2 separate regions of the Homo sapiens genome follow, and region 1 is linked to region 2. The links are chromatin contacts, found by Hi-C in ENCODE. All regions are on one chromosome and are shown on one strand. The core of a region is the stretch at or near the end of the contact, and the rest is flanking DNA. Distances in the headings are between cores, read along the strand shown. Region 1 overlaps UBE2E1 (ubiquitin conjugating enzyme E2 E1). Region 2 holds the start of SGO1 (shugoshin 1).

Evidence for each region. A loop is a pair of places that touch in the nucleus more often than their neighbours do. Pooled maps may share reads with other maps.
Region 1: a pooled map shows a loop between it and region 2 (5-fold over the local background). The contact joins the enhancer-like site here to the promoter of SGO1 in region 2. A Hi-C loop is called at or near these places in 7 of 50 pooled maps.

The regions. Positions count from the first base shown.
Region 1 is chr3:23,827,655-23,831,190 of GRCh38, forward strand. The region is part of intron 3 of UBE2E1 (ubiquitin conjugating enzyme E2 E1); the gene reads left to right. Among named protein-coding and RNA genes, the nearest start is that of UBE2E1-AS1, 23 kb to the left of the region's middle. RefSeq lists enhancers at 1,756-2,185, 3,105-3,314. Within about 2 kb of position 2,022, at least 2 of the 41 ENCODE cell types and tissues checked have a DNase peak (open chromatin) inside an H3K27ac peak, as active enhancers do.
Region 2 is chr3:20,184,808-20,188,607 of GRCh38, forward strand. SGO1 (shugoshin 1) reads right to left here and starts at 1,399. Exons shown (of 8, transcript NM_001199251.3): 1 at 1,141-1,399. SGO1-AS1 (SGO1 antisense RNA 1) reads left to right here. Exons shown (of 4, transcript NR_132785.1): 4 at 1,168-1,308. RefSeq lists enhancers at 1,117-1,796, 1,817-1,876.

The DNA of each region.
Region 1 (3,536 bases), core at 772-3,271, 3.6 Mb after region 2:
GAGTTGTTGATGTTAAATTTTACTCATATGCAGAGCTGTATTTAAATTTAAAAAGAGGCTTATTTTATAACATAGCCACTAATATTTTTCATTGGAATTGCCATCTACCTCTACTTGTTCTCCAGTGTAGATTTAATTCTTATATTCTTTTGTTTAAAAATCTAAGGTCCTAACTGCCCTTAGAATTAAGTGCCCAAAATCTTATGTAGTATTCAGATCCCCTACAACCTGATCCCAGCTTTTATATTTCCATCTTATTTCCTCTCTCTGTAACTTGCTGTTTTCAGTATGCCCCCTAGGATGTTCTCTCTCCCAGCTTCTTTGCTTTTTATTTTTCAAAGCTCTGATAAAAATGATTCACTCCACACAGCTCTCATCTGTGTCCCAGGGCACTTTAAATACATACCTCTTTAAAACATTTATCACATTGAGTTACGGTCATTTGTGTTTGTCTCTCTGTCAAGACCGAGTTTTTAAAAAATATGATTATTTTTATTTCTTGTACCTAACACCAGAAGATGCCTAAAAAGTATGAATGATTACTGAAACAAATTAAAATACAGCATTTAGTAGTAGTTGTATAAATGTTACCAGTTACTTCATTTAGATGTTACCATCAATCACAGAAACATGTAGGCTGAAGCAATGAAATCATAAATACAGTGTTTTAATCTTCCATTGTGTAAAAAGATCAATTTCTATATTGTATGTAAATGTAATATAACATTTTAAATATAGGTTTAATTTTTGAGAAGATACACAGTATACTTAGTGATTAAAAAGTTAGGTATTTAAATCTATGAGAAAATGGGATCATTATTTGGATATTTACCAGTGCTAATCGAAGCAGTTGCTGGTAAAGGCGTTGGAGTTGATGCATATAGATAGAAGTTACTTTTGCAATAAAACATTAGAGTCACCATCAGAACAGAAGACTTGAAAAATTTTATTTGACTCAAATTACAAACTGAGCATTTATGGGTGTCTGTGTGTGCATAGCACTGAATTAGATCATCTGGAGATACAAAAGTGTGATAGATGCTTTCAATATAAAATAAACGTTACATAGCTACTGAACAAGACATTATATAAAGGTTCGTTAATGACCTAAGATGTAAATTTGTTTATAATTTTTATCATAGTTCAATTTCATCTAAACCTTATGTGATTTCAGTGTTTTCCTCAGATTTGTCTCACACTCTAGTCTGGTGATTTCCAGGCTTGTGCCTGTCCCAGCACACCTAAGGAAGAGGGAAAATGTCCATCAATAAGTAACAGGGGTTTACTTTCAGTGGACAGGGTGGATGGAAGGAGAGATTAGCAAATTTGGGGTGAAAAATAAAAGCCCTCCAGTGGTTCTGACAAGCTGTAGCTAGAGGGGGGTGGCAGTTGCAGAAGGGGCAGTTTCTCCGTCTTGTATTTTTTATTTTTTTCTTTGATTCTTGAAAATAAGTTCTTATTTTTGATAAGATGGAGGATTATTATTATTATTATTTTGAGACAGGGCCTCAAAAAAAAAAAAAAAAGAGAGGGCCTCGCTTTGTTGCCTAGGCTGGAATGCAATGGTGTGATCATAGCTCACTGCAGCCTTGAACTCCTGGGGTCAAGCGATCCTCCCACCTCAGCCTCCTAAGTAGCTGGGACAACAGGTGCACTCCACAAAGTCCAGCTTTTTTTTTTTTTTTAATAGAGACAGGATCTCACTATGTTGCCCAGGCTGGTCTGGAACTCCTAAGCTCAGATGATCCTCCTGCCTCAGCCTCCCAAAGTGCTGGGATTACAGGTGTGAATCACCACACCCAGACCCAGCTGTTTTCTAAATTTTTTTGGAGAGGTGGGGTCTTGCTGTGTTGCCTGGGCTAGTCTCAAACTCCTGGTCTCAAGCAGTCCTTCTGCCTCAACCTCCCAAAGCACGGGGTTTACCAGTAGCCTGAGCCCCCATACCTGCCCCTCTCCTGGAAAAGTGCTGAAGTGGGAAAGTTTACAGATTTAGGGAGTCCAAGGAAAAGGTTGAGGTCGAGCTAATAAGAGAAGGAGAAAGGAAAGAGGAACTGAGAAAGGAAAGGGGTCTAGAAGAGCGGTTAGAAATGGGGACTTTGGTTTTCCCCTCAGGCTTAGCTCACTACTTTCTATAAATAAGAGATGTCTGAAAGAGAAGCAGATAAAAGGAGAAAGCCTTCAGCAAATTTGTGAGTTGATAAGCATGGATTGATTGGCTCTGTTGGCCTGGGTTCTTGAGGAGTTTGCTGCTATTTCGGAATTTCTGTAGAGAAACCCTGGCATTGTCAGGATATGGGTATGCCACATGTTTCCCTTCCTCCCCCTTCCCTCCACTCCTTCTTATTACCTAGCTAGCTACACCTGGAATTTTGGTTCTAGAATAATTTAAAAGATACTTTGTCAAGAAAATATCTTTGGAAAAATCATGCATATATTATTTTTCCTTTTTTCTTTTTAACTACTTCCTGGTTCTTTAGGCTCCTCTAATTCTTACATGCATGTGCTTGATCTCTGGGCCATGCTTGCTTCTAGTTAAGTAGCCTTTCAGGATGGTGTTTAATTTATTCTGAGCCCTTTATAATATCCCCTGACAAGAGCATGGAGTGGATAGAGGGAGTCTTAGTCAATATGTATTATAAATAGATTTAGGGTTCACAAAGGTCAGCAGCCTTCATCTCTTGCCCTACCCCCATCACACACAAAAATAAAAATCACAAATAATAAAGGATTTTAAGAGTTATACCAGTCGGGAGTGGGTTCATTTTTTTGTTTTTGTTTTTGTTTGTTTTTGGCAAGCTGAAGTCATCTGTTGGATCCAAAAATGCATAAAAATCTTCAGGCTTATAGAACCAACAGCATCAAAGGAAGAGCAGTGTGACTCAATATTGGGGTGGGGGCAGGTTTGGGGTTTTGGTTGTGTAGAAGCTCCTTATGAGAGAACAGTGTGATGCTTGGAGCTGTGGAGAATCCAGCCACTGCTTTTTCTCTCTTCCTTACCTTATTACTCTTCTTGATTCACCTGGATGTGGAAACTGTCCCTGTTTAAGAGTGGCCTTGTCAATGCTCTCTGTGTATCATGTGTACAGTAGGGAATGTGTCAAGCCAGATGAGTGGTCTCATTGAAACATCAGCAAATCAGTATATCGTAGAATTTAGATCCCCCTTGGAGGTGGTGGTGATAGCTAACTTCTGTTGCGGTCTTAACTGTGGGTCAAGTTTTGTTCTAAGGACTTTGAACATTAGAAACTCATTTAAAACTTAAACCATTCCTGTTGGTGGTCATGTAATCCCATTTTACAGATTATGAAATCAACATTAAGGTTATGTGCAGCTTAGTAAGTGGAGAAGCCAGAAGAACCCACGTGATCTGGCTTCAGGGCCGATACTCAACCACTGTACTTTGGAGAGAATTAGTCATTCTGATACCACTTTTGTTATTAGCTAAGACTCTTTATGTTGCAGGTAACAGCAGTCTAATTAATTCATTTAAATAAAAAGATAATATTATAGGGATATTTGAGTGTGTGTCTGATAAC
Region 2 (3,800 bases), core at 149-2,648:
CTATACTTAATCTTTCAACGTTGCAAATCAGGTAGGCTTTAGCATGCTACTAAACATGTCAAACCACTTTTCACAAACATCTTTTACGCTAGATTGCACTTTGCAGATCTTAAAATTGCAAAAAAAAAAGACTTGTTTCCAATAACAATCTATGCACAGAATTTTCACTACAAAGGATATCTTCATCTCCTCTACGATAGTCAAATATTTTCCTAAACCTTACACTTAATCTTGAGTATTTCCTCCAGGCCTTATTTTCCTCTATGCAGTGTCTGGAATCTTAAATATAGGTATTGTAGATACCACTTAAGAACTTTCTTTCTACCAAGGTATATACAATATGTACTGGGAGGTTCCTAGCAGAGATAGGGTAGCTATTTTTAAAAGCACGAACGGTAAAGGGGTTGTTTTACACAATTAAGTTAGAATTGGAGATGTTTGAGAGTCATACAGATTAAGTAACGGATCTAGTTTAGTTAAGGTATTTTAAAGGCAAAGCCTTACCTAAAAAGCTTTCGTTATTACTTTTAATCAAGTTAAAAATCACAAAAGAAACTTGCCATATCAAAAGTTTTATATCCTGTCTAAATAAGGCGATGGTTATTAGCAGGGGGTGTGGTAGACAGAAGGGATGAAAGCAAAGACAGACCACAGCGCGAGATGACGGTCTCAATCTGTACAGTACTCGTGTAAGCGCTCTGGATTTAAAGAACCTAGCATATTTGATCTCCGTCCATAATTCTCCAATTAGTCCTGCTGCGAAGACAGCCAGGTAGGATACTAGTCAGTGCCGGCCTCTCCAGGGTAAGTGAGGAAGAGAATGGCCTGGACAAGGAGGACGTCAACGGTATCACGCTGCACAAAGAACTGCTGTCAATTTTCTTGTGTCCTTACGTTGAGCCAGGCTTTTAGCTATTGTAAAAGCTTTATTTGCACATCACTTAATCTACACAATTTTGCAAAGTAGGAAATTAGGGTCTCCATGGAAGCCGGAACATCTGAAAGCGCAGATCGAGTGGCTGAACGGCGAAAAGCGCGGCGAGTGGGACTCCACGGCCCGAGCTTTCGGCCACCGAATTTAGAATGATACTGAAAACCGAAGGGAAGTCAAACAGGGATCACTACGCCCTTGTTTCGCACCTTAAAACCTACTTCTTCCTCTTTCAGGGACTCCAGGAAGGCCGGGGGGAGGTGGGGCTGGCGGAAGTGGACGCGGCGACCCTCCTGCCGCAGGCGCGTCCAGAACGATACCTTGGCCACTACTTCTGCAACAGCTATCTTCCTCCTCCTCACATTTCAAGGCTCTTCGAAGCTCTCCAGCCACGGCTAGCCCCGCGCACTGGGCCCTCCAGGACCGTACCACCGTCCGCCGTCGCCTGGAACTACCGCCGCCACATTCGAAATTTTCCGCCTCGCTCCTCCATTGGTTGGCTGGGAGGCGGTCACGTGGCGCAGGATGCACCCAACACCACCGTCGCAGGCAGAGTCCCGCCCCGCCAGGCGACGTCACGTGACGCACATTCGCTCAAGTCCACATCCGGGCATCCACCTGGCCCTGGGGCGGAGCCTGCGGTCGGGTCTCGGCGACCCGCCGGGACTTTCTAATCAGAGTCGTGGGGATTTTACGGGTGGAGTTACTCCGAAACCTTTAAGGCCGAGTGTGATAGGTAGTTCAAAGCTTCCTGTTTCTTCAGTCTGACAGCTTCAAATGTCCCGGGTTGTGCTCAAAGCCTCCCTCTTGTGAGAAGAATCTCTTTGGTTGCCTGTTAAAGCGGTCAGCCAGCTTGCAACACGGAAGCAGCTTTTAGAGGAATTAAAACCAAAACAAGGAGCAAATTCTGGATTAAAAAGGTATTAGGGAAACTGCAGATACCTGAAAATTCTAGCTCCATGTTTCTCTTTGCCGGCTATCTCTGGCTCTTTAACTCTTCTCGAGAAATGGCACCAACATCCATCCAGTTACCGACTAGAAGCCTGAGAAATCGTCCTTAATGATTATTTATCCTCTCTTAACCTTTGCCCGTCCAGTCGGTCACACGATCTTCTCAACTCTGCTTTCCAAGTTTCTCTCATGCCCATCTTTTTCCCCCCAATCCAGCTTCCAGCCTAATCTCATTCCCTAAATTGCACTAGTACCCACTCTGACCGCAGACTCCACTCCCTATATTCTTCATAGATTAATATTTTTACAAAACAAGTATCAAATAGGAAACTTTACAATGGCTCCCTATTGCATTTAAGGTGAATTTCAAACTCCTTTAAGATATTTTGTCCTTAAAGAGCCCCATGATTCCTGGTTCCATCACTTGTACATTTTCTTTAATTTTCTTAAAATTCTTGCCACTTTTGCCAATGCTGTTCTGTCAAGAACACTCTTTCCCTTGGCCGAACTTACTCCTATGTATACTGAAGTTTCACTGTACAGATGAATTCTTCCAGAAAGACTTATCTACCCCTAAAGCCCCTGAGTGTCTGCTTTACACTTTCTTAGTGCCCTGCATTTTCCCCTTGGTATTCCTTGTGACACTGACTTGTCGTTCATTGCCTGTTTCTTGAAGTTGAATAAGGGCAGGAACTACATCTGCTTTGTTCATAGCTAAATTGTCAGCATCTCGTTGCAATTTGAAGTAAGTAGTAAATATTCACTGGGACAATAAAGGAACAAATAAATGAAAACGAAACAAATGTTTTGAATCTAGGCATTCTTTATGAAGGTGTGTTGTTGTTTTTTAAAGGTAGCTAACACATGCTTGCTCTAGTCTGGGTACCCATCCTGGCTTGAGTGGAAGAGGCTGAAACACCCTTCTCCAGCCAACAACTCCCTCGTTTTCCAAGTTAACCAGACCAACTCCATTAACCCTCAGTTTACTGCCACTGGGCAATGTGGCTTATATGTGTAGAAGCATCAAGAAGGAATGGGCAGAGAGGTTTTTTGTTGTTTGAGGTCAGAAAATTATGAAGTGGAACATGAGAGCAGAGAATAGGGCCAGCTTCATGAGCAGGCAACCGGTGCTTAGAAGGGCTGTACATTTGGTTTAATGCTCTGCTGTTGCCGTCTTGAAATGCTTAGGAGTTTATATTTGAACTTATGTTTTGTAAGTGATGTCTGATGAGACAATGGAGCAATCTTGTGAGCAGATGTGATTCATGCAATGTGTGTGTCTGTCACTGTTTCTTGCCCCATGTCATACAATGTTCAGGATGCGCACTAAATGGCCTCCATGAACCACTTATTTTGTAGTTAGGGACCTAAGTACAAAGTGCTCAGAAGGGCTCACCCTTGCCCTCTTGAAATTATTATTATTTTCTTTGAGACGGAGTTTTGCTGTGTCTCCCAGGTTGGAGTGCAGTGACATCATCTTAGCTCACTGCAACCTCTGCCTCCCAGGTTCAAGCAGTTCTCCTGCCTCAGCCTCCCAGGTAGCTGGGATTACAGGGACCCACCACTACGCCCCCTAATTTTTGTATTTTTTTGTAGAGACAGAGTTTTGCCATGTTGCCTAGGCTGGTCTCAAACTCCTGAGCTCAAGTGATCTGTCTGCCTCAGCCTTCCAAACTGGGATTACAGGCTAAGCCATCATGCCCAACCACGTTACTATATTTTCTAACCACTTACACTAAAAGTGATGGCATGAAAGGAAAAGGAAAGATAAGACATTCCACAATTCCTTTTCTTTTCAGTCTTTCTCTACTTATCGGTAAGCTGAAGGTTTTTGTCTTGGATTTTGAACAAGGAGCATCATATTTTCATTTCACATTGACCCACACAGATTATATAGCTGGCCCTGACCAAAGGCTTT